Linked DNA regions of Homo sapiens: region 1 is linked to region 2. Evidence: read pairs that join two places in POLR2A ChIA-PET (ENCODE). Cell type or tissue: CD4-positive, alpha-beta T cell. All regions are shown on one strand. Links, peaks and the distances in the headings refer to the core of each region. The heading gives the core; the rest is flanking DNA.

Evidence for each region. ChIA-PET counts read pairs that join two places held together with the same protein. Peaks named below come from ENCODE experiments on the same cell type or tissue, not always from the same donor. Only the 100,000 strongest peaks of a DNase experiment are listed, where the experiment ranks them.
Region 1: POLR2A ChIA-PET joins it to region 2 with 6 read pairs; 3 of 35 experiments call an interaction of 5 or more read pairs at or near these places.

Annotation. Positions count from the first base shown.
Region 1 is chr7:150,615,788-150,621,180 of GRCh38, forward strand. No RefSeq gene overlaps it. Among named protein-coding and RNA genes, the nearest start is that of GIMAP6, 14 kb to the right of the region's middle. In CD4-positive, alpha-beta T cell, for the core only: no CTCF peak of the experiment used is centred there; no DNase peak of the experiment used is centred there; H3K27ac peaks cover 391 bases.
Region 2 is chr7:150,499,671-150,505,063 of GRCh38, forward strand. No RefSeq gene overlaps it. Among named protein-coding and RNA genes, the nearest start is that of GIMAP7, 13 kb to the right of the region's middle. In CD4-positive, alpha-beta T cell, for the core only: no CTCF peak of the experiment used is centred there; a DNase peak (open chromatin) is centred at 3,141; H3K4me3 peaks cover 409 bases; H3K27ac peaks cover 2,433 bases.

The DNA of each region.
Region 1 (5,393 bases), core at 104-5,103, 120 kb after region 2:
TCCCTCCCACAGCCAAGGGAAGTTGTGAGGGACTGTGCTATTTGGCCCAGATAGAACTACACATTTCCCATGGTTTTTGCAATCCACAGACCAGGAGATTCCCTCGTGTGCCTACACCACCAGGGCCCTGGGTTTCCAGCACAAAACTGGGTGACTATTTGGGCAGACACAGAGCTAGCTGCAGGAGTGTTTTTTCACACCCCAGTGGCACCTGGAACCCCAGTGAGACAGAATGGTTCACTCCCCTTTAGAGAGGGCTGAAGCCAGGGAGCCAAGTGGTCTCGCTCAGCAGGTCCCAATCCCTTGGAGAACAGCAGGCTAAAAGCCACTGGCTTGAAATTCTCACTGCCAGCCCAGCAATCTGAAGTTGACCTGGGATGATGGAACTTGCTGGGGGGAGGGGCGTCCGCCATTACTGAGGCTTGAGTAGGCAGTTTTCCTCTGACAGTGAAAATACAGTCATGTATCCCTTAACAGGGATACCTTCTGAGAAATGCATTATTAAGTGGTTTCATTGTTGTGTGAAATCATAAAGCATACATACACAAATGTACATGGTACTGCCTACTACACACCGAGGCTACATAGCCTACTGTTGGGTATAGCCTATTGCTCCTAGGCCACAAATCTGTACAGAATGTTGCTGTACTGAATACTGCAGACAATTGTAACACAGTGGTAAGTATTTGTATATCTAAACACACATAAACACAGAAAATGCACAGTATAAAATATGGTATAAAAGATAAAAAATTGTATACCTGTATAGGGCACTTACCATAAATGGAGCTTGAAGGACTGAAAGTTCCTCTGGATGAGTCAGTGAGTGACAGGTGAGTGAATGTGAGGGCCTAGGACATTAGTGTACCCTACTGTAGACTTTATAAACACTGTACATGTAGACTATATTAAATTTATAAAAGATATTTTCTTTTTTCAATTTATTTTATTTTGTTTTTTATTATAGTTTAAGTTCTGGGATACATGTGCAGAACGTGCAGGTTTGTTACATAGGTATACATGTGCCATGGTGCACCTATCAACCCGTCATCTATGTTTTAATAATATTCATTGTGCTATAAATTTCCCTCAACACTGCTTTAGCTGTGTCCCAGAGATTCTGGTACATTGTCTCTTTGTTCTTATTGGATTCAAAGAACTTCTTTACTTCTACCTTAATTTTGTTATTTACCCAGTAGTCATTCAGGAGCAGGTTGTTCGGTTTCCATGTTGTTGTGCAGTTTTGAGTGAGTTTCTTAATCCTGAGTTCTATTTTGATTGCACTGTGGTCTGAAAGATTGTTTGTTATGATTTCTGTTCTCTTGCATTTGCTGAGGAGTGTTTTACTTCCAACTATGTGGTCGATTTTAGAATAAGTGCTATGTGGTGCTGAGAAGAATGTATATTCTATAGATTTGGGGTGGAGAGTCCTTTAGATGTCTATTAGGCCTGCTTGTCCAGAGCTGAGTTCAAGTCCTGGATATCCTTGTTAATTTTCTGTCTCATTGATCTGTCCAACCTGTATTGGGTGCATATATATTTAGGATAATTAGCTCTTTTTGTTGCATTGATCCATCTACCATTATGTAATGCCCTTCTTTGTCTTTATTTATCTTTGTTGGTTTAAAGTCTGTTTCATCAGAGAATAGAATCGCAACCCCTGCTTTTCTTTTTTTTTTTTTTTTTTTTTTTGCTTTTCATTGGCTTGGGAAATATTCCTCCATCCCTTTATTTTGAGTCTATGTGTGTCTTTGCACTTAAGATGGGTCTCCTGAATACAGCACATTGATAGGTCTTGACTCGTTATTCAGTTTGCCAGTCTGTGTCTTTTAATTGGGGCATTTAGCCCATTTACATTTAAGATTTTAAGCCCCGCATGCTTTAGGTATTTCTTCTAATGCTATCCCTCCCCTTGCCCTGCACCCCCTTACAGGCCCCAGTGTGTGATGTTCCCCTCCCTGTGTCCATGTGTTCTCATTGCTCAACTCTCATTTATGAGTGAGAACATGCAGTGTTTGGTTTTCTGTTCTTGCATTAGTTTGCTGAAAATGATGGTTTCCAGCTTCATCCATGTCCCTGCAAAGGACATGAACTCATCCATTTTTATGGCTGCATAGTATTCCATAGTGTATATGGGCCATGTTTTCTTTATCCTGTCTATCACTGATGGGCATTTGGGTTGGTTTCAAGTCTTTGGTATTGTAAATAGTGCTGCAATAAACATACATGTGCATGTGTCTTTATAGTAGAATGATTTATAATCCTTTGGATATATACCCAGTAATGGGATTGCTGGGTCAAATGGTATTTCTGGTTCTAGATCCTTGAGGAATCACCACACTGTCTTCCACAACGGTTGAACTAATTTATACTCCCACCAACAGTGTAAAAGCATTCTTATTTCTTCACATCCTCACCAGCATCTGTTGTTTCCTGACTTTTTAATGATCACCATTCTAACTGGTGTAAGATGGTATCTCATTGTGATTTTGATTTGCATTTCTCTAATGACCAGTGATGATGAGCTTTTTTTCATATGTTTGTTGGCTGCATAAATGTCTCGTTTTGAAATGTATCTGTTCATATCCTTCACCCACTTTTTGATGGGGTTGTTTGTTTTTTTCCTGTAAATTTGTTTAAGTCTCTTGTAGATTCTGCATATTAGCCCTTTGTCAGATGGATAGATTGCAAAAATTTTCTCCCATTCTGTAGGTTGCCTGTTCACTCTGATGATAGTTTCTTTTGTTGAGTAGAAGCTCTTTAGTTTAATTAGATCCAATTTGTCAATTTTGGCTTTTGTTGCCATTGCTTTTGGTGTTTTAGTCATGAAGTCTTTGCCCATGCCTATGTCCTGAATGGTATTAATAGCCTAGGTTTTCTTCTAGTGTTTTTATGGTTTTAGGTCTTATGTTTAAGTCTAATTCATCTTGAGTTAATTTTTGTATAAGGTGTAAGGAAGGGGTCCATTTTCAATTAAATTAAACTTAGGTTACTGTAACCTTTTTATTTTCTAAACTTTTTATTTAAATTTTTAGCTCTTGTAATAACACAATTTAAAACACAAACACATTGAACAACTGCACAAAAAATTTTAAAATATTCTTATTCTATAAGCTTTTGTCTTTTTCTACTTTTCAAACTTTTTGTTAAAAACTAAGGCACAAACACACACATTAGCTTAGGCCTACACATGGTCAGGATCATGAATTTCATTGTCTTCCACCTCCATACCTTTTCCCGCTGGAAGTTCTTCAGGGGCAATGGCACACATTGAACTGCCATCGTCTGTGATAACAATGACTTATTCTGGAATAGCTCCTGAAGAACCTGCCTGAGGGGCTATTTACAATTAACTTTTTTTATAAGTAGAAGGAGTATACTCTAAAACAATGATTTAAAATATAGTAAATACATAAACCAGTAACATAGTCATTTATTATTACAATCAAGTATTATGTACTGTAAATAATTGTATGTTCTATATGACTGGCAGCTTTTCACACCAATGTCACCACAAACATGTGAATAATGTGTTGCACTATGACATTCAATAGCTACTAGGTGATAGGAATTTTTTAGTCTCATGATAACCTTATGAAGCCACTGTAGTATATGCAGCCCTTAATTGATCAAAATGACACGATGCAGTGCATGACTATACCCAATTAAATGTAGTAATTTTAATATTATTTCTAATAATATTAACCATAGGTAGAATAAAATTACATACAAATAACATACACATATGTAGACGTATATAAATATACGAACAGATGCAAATAGAGTCGTGGCATCTGTTCTAAAGGTTTAGTCATGTATCAGGCACAATAATGTAAAACTCATTAGTTGGGTTCAAACTATGTTCTTGACAGTTAAAGTTACCTGTTCAGATGGCTCAAGACTTTAATTAATATTTGTGGAAAGGGCATAAAATGTTTTCTATTTGTCTGTTTATTTCTAAAAGTTTCCTCTTTTTTTCCCTACTTGTGAATGATTTCTCTGATGCTTGCATTTAGAAGATTTAGACATCTCAAAGGCACAGAGGAAGGATGTTATGTTTTCTCCAGGAGTTTTGGGACATATTTGCCTATTATCAGAAGTCAATCTTATTGAGACTGCAGATTACATTTTACGTGAGTGACTGAGGAGACATCCAGTGTATTTCCAATTAGTCTTTCTTCTTTTTATTCTTAGGTGGATGCTTTTACCATAGCTTGGGAGTGTGTATGAGACCAAAAGTTAAATTTAGTTGTTCTACATACCCCTGACTCATTTGAAGATCTAATTTTTTAAGGAAGTTGGTATTGATGAGGTTCAGATGGAAAAGACAAGAGATCAAAGAGGTTAGTAGGTTCAGAATAGTTTTCTATTAGCACACTGCAAAGATTTCCTTAAAGGGCAATTTTCTGAGTCATTCTGTCTTTTGGAATCCTTTGTACACAAATCAAAAAATGTATCTCATTGTATTTGAGCCATTTGGGATTTCCCCGCCCCGCCCTTTTTTTCCTAATGTACTCATAGATAAAAAATTTCATCTACATTAAAACTTTCTCATTGTGGCCACTGTAACTCTAAGTTATCTTCCTGAGATGCACTCATTTCTCTAGAAATGCACAGGTTCTGGGTCCGTAATTTTTAAACCTAAAATGCATTGGAGTTACAGACAGAGGAGTCCCAGACTCCTTAGATTTTGATGAACACATAATTCTCTGTTCTAAAACTCTACTTACCAGAGGCCCTTAACTGGAACCGGTCCAGTTCCTGTTGAAAACACAGTTCAACCTTTGAAATCCAACCCAGATTTTGGTTAGACCTAGTCTGGAAGCTAGTGTACACTACACTGGACCTGGTCCAGTTCCTGTCAATCACTCAGCTCAACCCTGGATCCATTCAGAAACAAAACTTCTCGAATAAACTTAGAGAGCTCAGGATGCAAAATGCAGAGAGCTCAGGATGCAAACGCAGGATGCAAAATACAAAATCTGAGAGGGACTTACCCATAACCTCTAGATGCAGCAAGAAATTAGCACAATGGACTCAGCAAGTACCTATGCCTGGTTACTGACTGCATCTGGGGATTACAAGGGGATCCTTCAGATCTGATTTCTGACACCAAACTGGTAAAAACCAAGGCACAACAAAATTTTCAAGTTTATTTGAGTAACAAGCAATTCATGAATTGGTAAACACACAAACCAAAAGAGGTTCAGCACGCTGATGACAAAGCATCAGAGGCAAGTATCTATAGGATGAATGCAGAAGCAGAATTTAAAAATTATTTGATTGGTTGCTGTTATGAATTTACCTTTTCTCTTTACCTTGCTGGAAAGTTCATAGTCACATAATCATATGTTGATTGGCTGCTTATGAATGACTGAGATTAGGTTTTGTTT
Region 2 (5,393 bases), core at 77-5,076:
GAAAGAGGAGCTGGTACCATTCCTTCTGAAACTATTCCAATCAATAGAAATGGAGGAAATCCTCCCTAACTCATTTTATGAGGCCAGCATCATCCTGATACCAAAGCCTGGCAGAAACACAACAAAAAAAGAAAATTTTAGACCAATATCCCTGATGAACGTCGAGGCAAAAATCCTCAATAAAATACTGGCAAAATGAATCCAGCAGCACATGAAAAAGCTTATCCACCAAGATCAAGTCTGCTTCATCCCTGGGATGCAAGGCTGGTTCAACATACGCAAATCAATACATGTAATCCATCACATAAACAGAACCAAGGTAAAAAAACCACGATTATCTCAATAGATGCAGAAAAGGACTTTGACAAAATTCAACAGCCTTCATGCTAAAAGCTCTCAATAAACTAGGTATTGATGGAACATATCTCAAAATAATAAGAGCTATTTATATCAAACTCACAGCCAATATCATACTGAATGGGCAAAAACTGGAAGCATTCCCTTTGAAAATCAGCACAAGACAGGGATGCCCTCTCTCACCACTCCTATTCAACATAGTGTTGGAAGTTCTGGCCAGGGCAGTGAGGCAAGAGAAAGAAATAAAGGGTATTCAGTTAGGAGAAGAGGAAGTCAAAGTGTCCCTGTTTGCAGATGACATGATTGTATACTTAGAAAACCCCATCGTCTCAGCCCAAAATCTCCTCAAGCTGATAAGCAACTTCAGTGAAGTCTCAGGATACAAAATCAATGTGCAAAAATCGCAAGCATTCCTATACCCCAATAACAGACAGAAAGCCAAATCATGAGTGAACTCCCATTCACAATTGCTTCAAAGAGAATAAAATACCTGGGAATCCAACTTACAATGGATGTGAAGCACCCCTTCAAGGAGAACTACAAACCACTGCTCAATGAAATAAAAGAAGACACAAACAAATGGAAGAACATTCCATGCTTATGTGTAGGAAGAATTCATATCGTGAAAATGGCCATACTGCCCAAGGTAATTTATAGATTCAATGCCATCCCCATCAAGCTAGCAATGACTTTCTTCACAGAATTGAAAAAAACTATTTTAAAGTCCATATGGAACCAACAAAGAGCCTGCCTTGCCAAGACAATCCTAAGCCAAAAGAACAAAGCTGGAGACATCACGCTACCTGACTTCAAACTATACTACAAAGCTTCAGTAACTGAAACAGCATGGTAGTGGTACCAAAACAGAGTTATAGACCAATGGAACAGAACAGAGCCCTCGGAAATAACACCACACATCTACAACTATCTGATCTTTGACAAACCTGGCAAAAAGAAGAAATGGGGAAAGGATTCCCTATTTAATAAATGGTGCTGGGAAAACTGGCAAGACATATGTAGAAAGCTGAAACTGGATCCCTTCCTTATACCTTATACAAAAATTAATTCAAAATGGATTAAAGACTTAAATGTTAGATCTAAAACCATAAAAACCCTAGAAGAAAACCTAGGCAATACCATTCAGGACATAGGCATGGGCAAGGACTTCATGACTAAAACACCAAAAACAATGGCAACAAAAGCCAAAATTGACAAATGGGATCTAATTAAACTAAAGAACTTCTGCACAGCAAAAGAAACTACCATCAGAGTGAACAGGCAACCTATAGAATGGGAGAAAATTTTTGCAATCTACCCATCTGACAAAGGGCTAATATCCAGAATCTACAAAGAACTGAAACAAACTTACAAGAAAAAAATCAAACAGCCCCATACAAAAGTGGGCAAAGATATGAACAGACACTTCTCAAAAGAAGACATCTATGCAGCCAACAGACACATGAAAACAATGCTCATCATCACCGGTCATCAGAGAAATGAAAATCAAAACCACAATGAGATACCATCTCACACCATTTAGAATGGTGATCATTAAAATATGAGGAAACAACAGGTGTTGGAGAGGATGTGGAGAAATAGGAATGCTTTTACCCTGTTGGTGGGAGTATAAATTTGTTCAACCATTGTGGAAGACAGTGTGGTGATTCCTCAAGGATCTAGAACAAGAAATACCATTTGACCCAGCCATCCCATTACTGGGTATATACCCAAAGGATTATAAATCATGCTACTACAAAGACACATGCACATGTATGTTTATTGTGGCACTATTCACAATAGTAAATACTTGGAACCAACCCAAGTGTCCATCAATGATAGACTGGATTAAGAAAATGTGGCACATATATACCACAGAATACTATGCAGCCATAAAAAAGGATGAGTTCATGTCCTTTGTAGGGACATGGATGAAGCTGGAAACCATCATTCTGAGGAAACTATTTCAAGGACAGAAAACCAAATGCCACATGTTCTCACTCATAGGTGGAAATTGAATAATGAGAACACTTGGATACAGGGCGGTGAACATCACACACTGGGGCCTGTCGTGCAGTGGGGGATATGGGAGGGATAGCTTTAGGAGAAATACATAATGTAAATGACGAGTTGTTGGGTGCAGCATACCAACATGGCACATGTATACATACGTAACAAACCTGCACGTTGTGGGCATGTACCCTAGAACTTAAAGTATATTTAAAAAATAAGAATATATAACAATAAAAAAAGAGAACTGCTGATGCCTCTTTATATTTCCAGATAGTCATTTATAATATTTCACAGCTTAGAAATGTGTCATTTAAATACTATTTTCAAATTATCTTTCTTCATAACAAACAATTAAAAAACATTGAGCCTGCTCCACTGTTTATTAGCTATGTAAGTTTTCAGAACTTCATTGTTAGGACTTAGAAAAGTAGCAACACACATAAGCACCTGTTCCAATTGACAGCAATTTTTATTTTGTTTAGCTCACATCAGAGTCCAAAATGATAATGATTGCACCTCTGAGTAAGGCACTGGTGTGGGTTTGGAGACTCAGAGGAAAACTCTTCTGCCTCATCTCTGGGCCAGCACCAACTGGAAGAGGGACCAAAGGAGGAGACAGAGCACAGTTGAAAGCAATCTCCATGGTGATATTTCTTCTTGGCCCTGTCTGTCTCTTTCAAATTTCTTCTGAATACTTTAGCAGATGCAAAGATGGAGACATGGGCCTTGTAGCATAACCTTTCTAGCCTGTGATATGACCACAGCTTTAAGTGATGGGTAAAACAGAATGGGGAGGAGGTAAGGCAGGAAATGGCTGTGGCTGAGGCAGGATGCATTTGTTTCTTAAATGAATGAGTGAATTTACAATAAATCAACTTATAGCTCATTTCTTGAGGATGTAAGTGATTATGGGAAACAGAAAAAGAAAGGGAGTTAAATTGAAAACAAAATGAGGAAATTAAGATAATAGTGGAAATTGCACAAACCTAATTATAAATTCTAGAGAGAGGGTAAGATACTGAATGCTATCTGGTGGCTATGGCAACCTCTTAATTATTTTCCCAATTTCTGTTCTGCTAAGCATCTTTTGCTTCCACCATTAGTATTATGGAATGGTGAAGAATTCAGGAGCGTATAAGCAAATCCTGGGTTTTAGAGGGGTGGGGCTATAAAGACTGTGTAGGCAAGTATGGAAGGAATCTAGGATGTGGTGAGAGTAGCAGAAACCTATGGAAGACAAATACCTGCTTCCTTGCTTCATGCTTCCTTGGCTGTTCTGTGCCAAGTAACAAATAAAGCTGGTATCTGTAACTGTCTGCACATTACTCATATGACCACAGGGACTCGATAGCACTGGGAGAAGAGGGCTTGTGCTAATATTGCTCCCTCGTGTCGGACTCTTCAAGAGAAGTCCCAGGACTGTTCTGTCCCTTGTGGTCTCCCTTTGAGGATTATTGTTCTCTGCACCACTTTGTAGGTTTATAACTATATTCTGACCAACATACCACCTTATAGGTTTGTAACTACGTTCTGACCAACATCCGAGAAGTACTGTGGGTAGGTGGGCCAGGGCTCATGATTTGAGAGAGTCTGGGAATTTGTACTAATTTGGTAAGGCCTAAAGATACTGGGGCTTAGTAACATTATGTTTTCCCTTCAAAGCCGTAGATATTACTAGTGGCAGAATCAGACGCACACACTTTTCCGCTGACACTGCATTTTGTATAGTAATGGGAGACATCCAGTACTGATATGCTAACATGAGAATCTACTACTGAAGGTCATGGAACAAAACAGGTGTCATGGGGCTGACAGAAAGATACTGTTTACTCTTAAACAACTCAGATAAAGTTAGTAATCTTGTGCTGACAGTGTGCCCCAGGGAGAAGGCCCCTGTATATTCAATTGCATTAAAGCTTGTTTTGTTTTACTTTAAGGGATAAAACCCTCCTCTTTAGTGATAAAACAGTTGTTTTGATATAAATTGGGAATTCTGTAAGAGTAGGCAATTGGCTCCTGCTGGTGAGACTGGGACATGCTTTTAGGCAGAGGTGGCCTTATAACCTGCTCAGCTCTTCCTGTTTCAATTGTCTGCCTGCTCCTCATAGGATTCAAAGGTCTGTTTGCACACCTTAATTTCCTATGTCTGTCTTTAAAGGTAACACTTTTTTTGGTCTTGGTGTATATAAATTGATGACAAAAGTTAAATACTTCTGCAAAAGGATCTGAGTTTGGAAAGGGTAAAGTAAAAGGGAGTGGGTTGAAGGCACCTGCAGAGTCAGAGAGACCTGGCAAATGAAAAGTCCCCGAGGAACAGTCTCAGGTAGTGTCTAAAATGACCTTCGGAGAAAGCCACAGCTGCTTCTCTCATCAGTGAGACTTTCATGTTCCATCTGGGCCAGATGTGTGGGATGAGGAATGAGGAAGGATGTACAGGTGCACTTCACTTTATTGTACCTCATTTCATTGCACTTTGTGGATGATGCGCTTTTTACAAATTGAAGATTTGTGGCAACCCTGCATCAAACAAGTCTGTTGGTGCCATTTTCCCAACAGCAAGTGTTCACTTTTTTGTGTCTGTGTCACTTTTTGACAATTCTCACAGTATTTCAAACGTTTTCACTATTATCTGTCCTGATGATTTGGGATCAGTGATCTATGATGTCCCTATTGTAATTGTTTTGGGGTGCCACAATCTGCGCCTTACAAGATGATGAACTAGTTGATCATTGTGTGTTCTGACTGCTCCACCATGCAGCTGTTCCCTTGTCTCTCACCCTTGCCTCAGGCTTCCCTATTCCCTGACACAACAATATTGAAATCAAGTCAGTTAATAACATTACAGTGGCCTCTAAGTGTTCAAATGCAAGGCAGAGTTGCACATTTCTCACCTTCAACCAAAAGCTAGAAATGATGAAGCTTAGTGGGGCAGGTATGTGAAAAGCTGAGACAGGCCAAAAGCTAGACCTCTTGCACCAAACAATTAGCCAAGTTTGAATGCAAAGGAAAAGTAATTGAAGGAAATT